Regions from separate parts of the Homo sapiens genome. Here all the other regions are linked to region 1. The links are chromatin contacts, found by Hi-C or POLR2A ChIA-PET in ENCODE. All regions are on one chromosome and are shown on one strand. Each heading gives the region's core, a stretch centred on a gene start or an enhancer-like site at or near the end of the contact. The rest is flanking DNA. Distances are from core to core; before and after follow the strand shown.

What was found. A loop is a pair of places that touch in the nucleus more often than their neighbours do. ChIA-PET counts read pairs that join two places held with the same protein, here RNA polymerase II (POLR2A). Pooled maps may share reads with other maps.
Region 2: a pooled map shows a loop between it and region 1 (6-fold over the local background). The contact joins the promoter of ELK4 here to the promoter of IKBKE in region 1. A Hi-C loop is called at or near these places in 6 of 50 pooled maps. POLR2A ChIA-PET finds 5 or more read pairs at or near these places in 3 of 52 experiments (MCF 10A, PC-3 and activated CD4-positive, alpha-beta T cell).
Region 3: a map of OCI-LY7 shows a loop between it and region 1 (7-fold over the local background). The contact joins the enhancer-like site here to the promoter of IKBKE in region 1. A Hi-C loop is called at or near these places in 1 of 168 maps with a recorded cell type or tissue (OCI-LY7) and 2 of 50 pooled maps. POLR2A ChIA-PET finds 5 or more read pairs at or near these places in 1 of 52 experiments (GM12878).

What each region holds. Positions count from the first base shown.
Region 1 is chr1:206,469,005-206,472,261 of GRCh38, reverse strand. It overlaps IKBKE (inhibitor of nuclear factor kappa B kinase subunit epsilon), which reads right to left and starts at 1,786. Exons shown (of 22, transcript NM_014002.4): 1 at 1,564-1,786; 2 at 1,017-1,106. RefSeq lists enhancers at 2,410-2,719, 2,239-2,876.
Region 2 is chr1:205,630,761-205,634,017 of GRCh38, reverse strand. ELK4 (ETS transcription factor ELK4) reads left to right here and starts at 2,007. Exons shown (of 5, transcript NM_001973.4): 1 at 2,007-2,386. RefSeq lists enhancers at 1,620-1,929, 2,540-2,959 and silencers at 2,100-2,249, 2,340-2,529.
Region 3 is chr1:205,662,717-205,665,973 of GRCh38, reverse strand. It overlaps SLC45A3 (solute carrier family 45 member 3), which reads left to right. Exons shown (of 5, transcript NM_033102.3): 2 at 1,088-1,489; 3 at 2,356-3,141. The coding sequence starts at 1,318. Among named protein-coding and RNA genes, the nearest start is that of SLC45A3, 16 kb to the left of the region's middle. RefSeq lists enhancers at 770-1,969, 2,879-3,257. Within about 2 kb of position 1,598, at least 13 of the 41 ENCODE cell types and tissues checked have a DNase peak (open chromatin) inside an H3K27ac peak, as active enhancers do; they include GM12878 and OCI-LY7, where a contact is called at or near this core.

The DNA.
Region 1 (3,257 bases), core at 537-3,036:
TTTTTTATTTTGACGTAAGGTCTCACTCTGTCATCCAGGCTGGGGTGCAGTGGTACAATCATGACTCACTGCAACCTCCACCCCCTGGGCTCAAGCAATCCTCCCAACTCAGCCTCCTGAGGAGCTTAGGACCATAGGTGTGCACCACCACACCTGGCTGTCTTTTGTATTTTTAGTAGAGATGGGTTTTTGCCATGTTGCCCAGGCTGGTCTTGAACTCCTGAGCTCAGGCAATCCGGCCACATGGGCTTCCCCAAAAAATTGCTGGGATTACAGGTGTGAGCCACCATGCCTGGCCACTTAAATACTTTTAAATAACGCTAGACTAGAAAAGGCATCTTCGTGTTCTAACATCTTACAGGTTCTCAAACTGAGGGTTGCCATGCCTGGAATCCTATGTTCCTTCGCTCTGAACTTTTTCTCTGTGTAATCTTTTTTAAAAATGCAAATCCTTGATAATGTCATTTCATTGAGCCAGAGGCCCCTTGAAGAGATCGGTGGTCAACTCCTAGTTTCAGATCAGGTAGGAGCGGACATTACACAGAAGCAACTGAGGTACTGAGAGGCTTCCTGAAGACAACACAGTAGCTCAGCATGAATGAGTGGGTCTGGTTTTCCCCGCTGAGGCTGGAGGCAGCCAGCAGGTCTGGGGGCTGGGGCTGGGGTTGGAGCACAGCAGGCTGAAATCAAGGCCAAGGGCTCTGATACTGGGGCAAGGAACAGCTCAGGACTCTGGGATAATAGGCAGTGAGGTGCAAAGCGCAGACCCCCAGACAAGCGGTGTGCCCCTGGATTCTGTGCCCGGGAGCTCTGGTTGTGGCACATCTGGCTTAACTCTGCACGCTCTGCAGATCCTCCCCCCACCACCCCAAGCACCTGGTGCAAAGAAGGGCTCAGTGGCCCTCAGCCAGTGGTTGGATGAATGAGCAGTGGACAGTGAAGCATGTGAGACACCACCCACCCACCTCTCCCCTCCCCTCCCTCCTCAGGGCTCTGCTGTGGCCAAGTGCACTTACCCCACACTCTGAGCTGCCCTGAGTCAGGCAAAGGCTCTTCCTGGCGAGTGTATGTTATGCTTTCTGTCTGTGGCACGTCCAGGAGCTGAGCTACACCGGAAAGAGGAGGGCGGATGAGAGGCGCCCCTCAGTGCAGTTGCTTCTCAGCCTCCATCAAAGGCCGCCGGCCCTAGCCCTTTAACCCTTTCCTGTTTGTCACCTTCCCCCACAGGGCTGGGCTGGGGGTTTCCAGCTCTATTCCCAAACTGTTCAGGGAGCCTTTCCCAGCGTCTCCTACTCCTGAGACTCCGGCCAGGGAGAAAGACCCCGGGAAAGGTGAGGGCAGGCGCTGGGTGCTGATCGCTGGCTTTGGGTGTTGGTAAGCAGAGCCCAGGGAGGGCTTGTGGTTGGCCCGTGGTGGCTCACCTCCATGCCACACACAACGCTCTATGTGAGAGCACCGCTGCCAACAAGCCCACACCCCTGCACCCGGCTGAGCTGCCCTGCAGCTGCCCCTTGTCTGGCCCCTCATTCCACCCCCACCCCCCTCCGCACGCTGCACACTCACCCCATCTCCACTGCAGGGGATGCAGGCTTGTGGGACTGGGTGACACCCCCAGAGCTTTCAGGGCTCACTGTCATTCATGAGCAGTGTTCTTAGCCTCCTGGTAGCCAAGGGCCCCTAGGACCCACAGGCAGGGCCAGTTGCAATGTCTGTGCCACCCCAGGAGCTGGGACTAGTGGGTTTCTTCCCTGCCTCCTTGTGGCGGTGGGACACCAAGCTCAGCACTGAGTCCTGGCTCTCAGCTCTCTCGCACTTCCTGATTTCCGTCTCTCGCTCTCTCTTTCTCTCTTAAAGAGACAGAGGCAACTCGGTGCAGCCACCAGCTCAGCAGAAAAGAGAAAGAGGATGCTCTGAGTTCCCAAGGGTAGGCAATAGGACCAGAGTGTGAGCCACAGAGAAGCCAGGAACTGGGGCCCTTCTGGTAATCTTGATGGGCAGCTGGGTGCTGTTTTGGCATCTCCCACAGTTCACTGGAGCAGGGAAGTTCAGGGCTCTTCCCAGAGTCAACAGAGCAGGTTGGGCAAGTTAACTAAGTGGAAAGCTGCCTGGGAAGTCCATGCTCCCACACCCAGGAACCCCAAGGAAGTGTGGGAGCTATGCCGATCCAGTCCTAGAAGTTGGATCTGAGTCACCTTCCCAGGAGGCCTGCAGAGGTCCGAGAGCAAGCGCGGGGACCCAGCTGATGCCTTCCAGTGTGACCTGAGCACACAGCATGCAGCCCCTCCCAGCCAGCTCACTCACCCGCAGAGTAACAGCTACTCTGTGGGTTGATTGGATGACATGGATATATTTGGAATTGTTTGGGAGCTTGGAAAGCATTTTACAGAAAGGCATTGAAGGCATGGAGGCCCACACACTTCAGTAATTTACCCATGCTCTTCAGAGACTGCTGGGGCTGGCACCCAGGTGCCAACTTCCCAGCCAGGACTCGATGCCCCACATCAAATGTCCTAGGAGGCTGGAGGGGTCTGTCCTGCTCTGGTCAGCTCAGAGATGGCAGTTGGATATGAAATGGTTAAAACCAGGAAATTCCATGTTTCTATAGAATGTTGGAGGGACTTTCCCATGGCCACACCTGGTGGTTTCCTCCGCCAGCCCCACCCCTCCCACAGTGACACTAGAACAGGAGCAGAGCTGAGAACTGCCTAGTGCTCAGATAAAGAGAACTCCCCATAACACCTCCAGCTGGAGGAGTTGCTGCAACTTCTCACATCAGGACCAGGAGGAATGTGCCTGAGTGCCTGAGATCCTCATGTTCCACCCAGTCTTCCCAGCTTGCTTTTTTTTTTTGAGATGGAGTCTCACTCTGTCACCCAGGCTGGAGTGCAGTGGCATGATGTTAGCTCACTGCAACCTCCACCTCCTGGGTTCAAGTGATTCTTCTGCCTCAGCCTCCCAAGTATCTGGGACTACAGGCATGCACCACCATGCCCGGCTAACTTTTTGTATTTTTAGTAGAGATGGGGTTTCACTGTGTGGTTGGTGAGGTGGATTGAACAGGTTGGACTTGATCTCCCAACCTCCTGATCCACCTGCCTCAGCCTCCCAAAGTGCCGGGATTACAGGCGTGAGCCAGTGGCTAATTTTTTGTATTTTTAGTAGAGATGGGGTTTCACTGTGTGGTTGGTGAGGTGGATTGAGCAGGTTGGTCTAGATCTCCCAACCTCCTGATCCACCTGCCTCAGTCTCCCAAAGTG
Region 2 (3,257 bases), core at 758-3,257, 840 kb after region 1:
TTTGGGATGGCTCTGAGTAACTAAGGCTAAGATCAGGAATCCATCTATCTGGTGGGAAAGTGACCAAACAAGATAACGAAAAAGCAGTCTTTTTGGTTGACCAACGTAACTACCATGGAGTTTGCACAAACAGAACCATCTGTTGTGTGAGGAACCATGGAGAGAGATTGTGTATTTATAGAATCTTGAGTGGGAAAACCAGGCACATTAATTAACTTTTCCCCTCAAGTTCTCTAATTAGAAATCCACTTTTCTTCCTTTCTCTTCTGTCAATATGTACCGCCTTAAAAAAAAGTCAATTTAAAAGCAGACAGATTTGCTATGACTAATTTAAGAACTCCCAAAGCAGGCTGTTTTCCAAAAATACACTGCAATTGACAATGCCGTAAGCTCAGTCTAAAAGGGATATGACACAACTACTGGCCCTAAGGCCGAATCAGATGTTTACTGCCAGTTTGAACAGAGCAGCGTAGTGTGCAGATCTCCACAACCCTTAACTGTTCTTGGTAGGGGGCTTTAAAATGAAATCTTTTTATAAACAAATGTTTCCAATAGGTGTATCCTAAACAGCCTACCTTAATACTTTTTTTTTTCTTGGTTTCCAAGATGGAACTTGTTGCAAGGAAAATTTTATGTTAGGGGCCAAGACTGCTAGTGCTTTTCAGATACTGCATGTTCCTTATAAAACATGTCTTAATATGTTTGCATGCTTTGGTAAAACTAATTTTGGAAAGGTAACATCTTTTGGTAGAGTTGTTTTTACAGGAATAGCTACCTTTGTGGATTATAATTACTCTGTATTATGGAAGAGGAGGCTGGAAATCAAGGAAGTGATGATTCTCTTCCAAAAGCCTACAAAAGGATGACAGAATCACATTTCACTCAGTGAGTTCAATTAACTATACATTCAATTGTGGGGGCAAAAATAAATGACACCACGATTTACTGGGTATCTACTATGTGCTAGGTAATGCACTAAGTACATTATGCTCTATACTTCATTTAATCCTCTCAGCAATGCTGCTCATTATCGTCATTTTACATGAGGAAACTGAGGTCCAGAAAGGTTAAGCAACTCACTACAGGTCACACAGCTAGTAAATGGCCTCGAATAACCAGTAACTCAGACACTGACCTCTCTTTGGTTTCTTGTTAAACAAACACCTAATTTATTTCTTGGAGGTTTTGTTCAGCTGTCCTAATTTATGACTTTACATTCCTTCTGGTGCTAAACTGCTCAAGTAGCCTCTTGTATCAAGTGTGACCTGATTCCTTAAGAATTTTACTTAATGAGAACCTCTAAGCTAGAAACTCTTGCTAGGTGTTTCATGCACCTTATTTTCTTTAATCATTACAACAACTCTAAGATTGGGTTCTCTCCACCTTATAAATGATGACTGTTTTAGAGAGGTTAAGGTTGCTTAAAATTGGTGAGTTAGTGAGGGGTAGAGCCACGAATGGATTTCTGGTCGCTGCCTCCATCGTCAGGGCAAGCTTTTCCCACGACTCCAGCGCTTCCATTTGTCAGTCCCCAGGCTAGAAAGCCACAGTGCTAATTTAGTATTTATCAAGCGTTTGTAGTGTCCTGGGATCTGGCACTTCGATGAGAAAGCTGTGACGGCCCCAACTTCTAACAGCGAGTGGTAAGGAGGACGAGGGACACAGGAGGGAGGAGACTCTCCCCAAAGCTTAGCACCAACAGAAGTGGTCCCCCGCAGGTTGCTCTGCGAGCGCCACCTCTTCCCTCCAACCGAGGAGAAAGTGGCGCGCCTTTGAGGAGTCCGAGGTCCCGGCCCAGGCGGCAGCTTGGGTCCTGGCGGGTTCCGGACGGGCGCCTCAGGGACCTGGAAGCAACCGCACCGAACGCGACGGAGAGCGGCGAGACGACTCCAGGAGGCGCCCGAGCTACATCCCCCGGCCACACCAAACCCGGGTTTGCTGGCAGACGCGGCTCACGACACCCCTTAGGGTCGCAGCCCCTCCCCCGGAAGTGACGTGTAGCGACTACGGCGTCTGGGAGGGACCCAGGAGCAGTCGGGGGGTTTGAGAGTGGCGGCGGCCGCGGAGGGCCTGGCAGGCCCCGCCGCTGCAAGGAACGCCCCGAACGCGCGCGCCCGGCGTGTAGCGGCCCCAAGACCCGCGCCGCCGCTGCCGCGTGCGGGGGCGGGGAGGGCGGGGCGCCAGGAGCCGCGGCGGCGGGAGATGCGGGCGGCTGCGGGCACCCGGCGGGCTCGGCTTGGCCGCCGCCGCCTTCTACGGCTCCGCCGCGGGGGTCGCAGCGGCTGCCGCGCCGTCCTCGAGTTTCCAGCGTGAGGAGGAGGCTGAGGGCGGAGAGGCGCATCGTGTTCGAGGCGGAGACCGAGGGGGAGCCCCGCGCGCGGCGTCGGTGAGCGGTCAGCCCCGCGCGCCCCCTCGGGATCTCGCGGCCACAGCCCCACCGGCCGGGAGCGGGGGCGGGGGCCGAGGGGCGCGCGGCACAACAGGAAGTGGGGGCGGGGGCCGGGGCCGGGCGCGCGCGCTCCCCTTGGGTCCGCCCCCGGCCCGCCGGGCACCGCGGCGCACAGGTGGACGCCGCAGCGCACCGCTCAGCTCTCGTCGCCTCTTGGTCCCCCGAAGTCTCGTGGGCGAAAGGTGGCGGCGATTTTTTCGGCGTGGATGGGGAGGAGGGGAGCAATTCTCATTTTCTGTAGTGACAGGAAGTTGGAAAATGAAAGTACAGTAATTCAGTGCTTACCAAGGCCCGGTGAGGTTGCACCTCTTCCCCCAGACTTTGATCTCCTGTAGGGCACACGCGGCCGTCCGCGTTTCTTCCTCTCCCCTAGCTCGCTAGTCATCCGGTGTCGAGTTTCATTTCTTTTTCTCTTTCGCTCCAGCGGCCCCCCGCCCCTCTTTACTTTCCGCCTTGTGCACAGCTGCATCGAGGCTGGTAACTTCATTCCTGGGAAGATCAATTGGAAACATCTTTCGGGGCGGGATAGTAACTGGCCTTGGAAGGAAATAGGGATGTTGTTGACTGAAGTAGTCAAAAGTACACACTTCACTTTTTCTCCAGCTATTGCTATTTGAAATTTGGGGAATTTAAATAAAGATTCTGGAGTTCTATGCCTCATCAGAATGGTTTGTCCATCTCTTTGGTTGATAGATCAGATCCTCTGTCGTCTTTTCCCACCCCCTACACCCCCTGGCTTGGAAAACTTGGTGCTTCAATATTTAGGTTTGGCAGCGGTGTTTTCATTAAAATGTAGTATGATTCAATA
Region 3 (3,257 bases), core at 349-2,848, 810 kb after region 1:
CTGACCTCAAGTGATCCGCCTGCCTTGGCCTCCCAAAGTCCTGGGATTACAAGCATGAGCCACCGCACCCAGCTTTTCATAGTCACTTCTAAGCAGAGGCTTAGATACTGCAATGGCTGTATTGTCGGGAAGCAAGACTTGGAGACCGCTTGCTTGGCGGGGGAGGTACAGGATGGTTCTTTCTGCACAGGAGGCAGGGCTAGCAGGAAGGGGTGTGGGACTTCTCTGCTGAAAATTGAAAAGAGCACCGAAAAATTCCTTTCTCTGCCATTTAAGAGCACAGAAAGGCTGCCCTGGAAGTGGCTGGGCATCCTGTCAGCTTGGGGGAGTCACTGGTATCATTACAGGTATTGCCAGGTGGTGTGGTTTCATGCCCCTGTGAGCTAGAACCTGGGGACGGCTCCACTCTCCCATGACAGTTGGACGGCCATGTGAGGGATTGTTTCTTCCCCTTGAACGTTGAACTCAGGGAGAAACTCAAGGGAGAGATTTTCAGGCCTAGGCTCACCCCAGGGAGCCTTCTGTAAGTTAAAACCCAACCCAACAAAACAGCCTCTCCTCCCTTTCCCCTTCATCCTGGTCTTTGGGGTTAGGGGTTGTGGTGCAGTGTGGCTCATGGCCAAGCAATGCAGAATAGGAAGTGTTACTCTTAACAAAGGGGAATTGAACACCCCAGGTTTGGGGAGTAGAAAGACAAAAGCAAACAAACCAGGCCTGGCAGAGGGTCTCCAGGGGCACCTTGATAGCTGGGCAACTAAAAATTCAGTTGGTTTGATTGCTCCCTCCCGCTCCCCAATACTAACAGGGAAGGGAAATTGTAGATTTTTCAAAACAGAGAATAACCAACATCTGTTTGGCTCTGGAGTGTGCTGAGGTTTAAAAAATCATATTTACCTTATTAATTATGTCAGCCGTAGGCTAATATTAACATGCATTTCCTGACTGGGCAGAAGGGGGTGGCACCTCGGTGACAGGGCCAGTCGCCAGCCTGTGAATGATCAGGATCCAGACAATTTAGAGCAAATCGTGGAGACCTGGCTCCCAGGACTTAACACCCCGTGTGCTTGTGATTGCCCCGCCCTTCTAGGATCTGAGTGATGAGACGTGTCCCCACTGAGGTGCCCCACAGCAGCAGGTGTTGAGCATGGGCTGAGAAGCTGGACCGGCACCAAAGGGCTGGCAGAAATGGGCGCCTGGCTGATTCCTAGGCAGTTGGCGGCAGCAAGGAGGAGAGGCCGCAGCTTCTGGAGCAGAGCCGAGACGAAGCAGTTCTGGAGTGCCTGAACGGCCCCCTGAGCCCTACCCGCCTGGCCCACTATGGTCCAGAGGCTGTGGGTGAGCCGCCTGCTGCGGCACCGGAAAGCCCAGCTCTTGCTGGTCAACCTGCTAACCTTTGGCCTGGAGGTGTGTTTGGCCGCAGGCATCACCTATGTGCCGCCTCTGCTGCTGGAAGTGGGGGTAGAGGAGAAGTTCATGACCATGGTGCTGGGTGAGTCACTACATCCTCCTTCCTTCCTGTTCCAGATACATGCCACCTGGCATGTGGGACAGGAGTACCTCTGCCCTGGGAGCTGCTTGGAGGGAGAGGTGGTCTGCTGGGAAGGCATTGCTGGGCAGGAGGGTGACCCTGGGCTGAGGGGGCACACCAAGAGAAAGAAGAGAATACCAAGGACATACCCCAGTCACCTCTGGATCCCTGGTCCTGCACAGAGCCTGGCTCATAGGAGACACTGGAGAAATGCTCCTAACCTTTGGCTAGCCCTTTTATAATTTATAGCGATTATCTCATTTAATGCTTACAACCACCATTTGAGGTGATCCATTTTACAGAGAAGGAAGCAGAGGCTTTTAAGAGGTTAGGTAAGTCTTAGCCAAAGCCAAATAGCAGCTGAACAGTAGAGCTGGGACTCCATCAAGGTCTCCCAGCCGGAGCTTGCTCCTACCCCTAGGACAAGGGGTGGACTCCTGACTCTGCAGATAAATTCTACAAAAGCCACAGAAGGCAAGTAGTAACCATTGTGTGACAACCCCTCACCCCCAGGAAGAGGGGCCCCTGTGAGGATTGCAGGCTCTGGAGTCACACTGCTTGTTGAAACGCTGCCTCTTACCCTCCCTAGGTCTGCGCCTTTGAATAAGTATCACTTCTTAGTTGCTCCATGCCTCAGTTTGTCCATCTGAAAATGGGGGCATCTGTAATGCCTGTGTTATGAGGAGTAAATTACAGCATCCCTGTGAAGACGTAGCACAGTGTCGAGTACGGAATGTTATTTCCATCCTTCTCACGGAGCTTGGTTCCCCTTCCCCTTGCCCTTTACTTGTCCCAGCCATTGACTCATACTACTTCCCTTCTTGCAGGCATTGGTCCAGTGCTGGGCCTGGTCTGTGTCCCGCTCCTAGGCTCAGCCAGTGACCACTGGCGTGGACGCTATGGCCGCCGCCGGCCCTTCATCTGGGCACTGTCCTTGGGCATCCTGCTGAGCCTCTTTCTCATCCCAAGGGCCGGCTGGCTAGCAGGGCTGCTGTGCCCGGATCCCAGGCCCCTGGAGCTGGCACTGCTCATCCTGGGCGTGGGGCTGCTGGACTTCTGTGGCCAGGTGTGCTTCACTCCACTGGAGGCCCTGCTCTCTGACCTCTTCCGGGACCCGGACCACTGTCGCCAGGCCTACTCTGTCTATGCCTTCATGATCAGTCTTGGGGGCTGCCTGGGCTACCTCCTGCCTGCCATTGACTGGGACACCAGTGCCCTGGCCCCCTACCTGGGCACCCAGGAGGAGTGCCTCTTTGGCCTGCTCACCCTCATCTTCCTCACCTGCGTAGCAGCCACACTGCTGGTGGCTGAGGAGGCAGCGCTGGGCCCCACCGAGCCAGCAGAAGGGCTGTCGGCCCCCTCCTTGTCGCCCCACTGCTGTCCATGCCGGGCCCGCTTGGCTTTCCGGAACCTGGGCGCCCTGCTTCCCCGGCTGCACCAGCTGTGCTGCCGCATGCCCCGCACCCTGCGCCGGCTCTTCGTGGCTGAGCTGTGCAGCTGGATGGCACTCATGACCTTCACGCTGTTTTACACGGATTTCGTGGGCGAGGGGCTGTACCAGGGCGTGCCCAGAGCTGAGCCGGGCACCGAGGCCCGGAGACACTATGATGAAGGTAAGGCCTTGGCAGCCAGCAGAGGCTGGTGTGGGAGCCGCCCACCAGAGACGACACTCGGGGCTGTGTCTGGGCTGGTGCCTCTCCATCCTGGCCCCGACTTCTCTGTCAGGAAA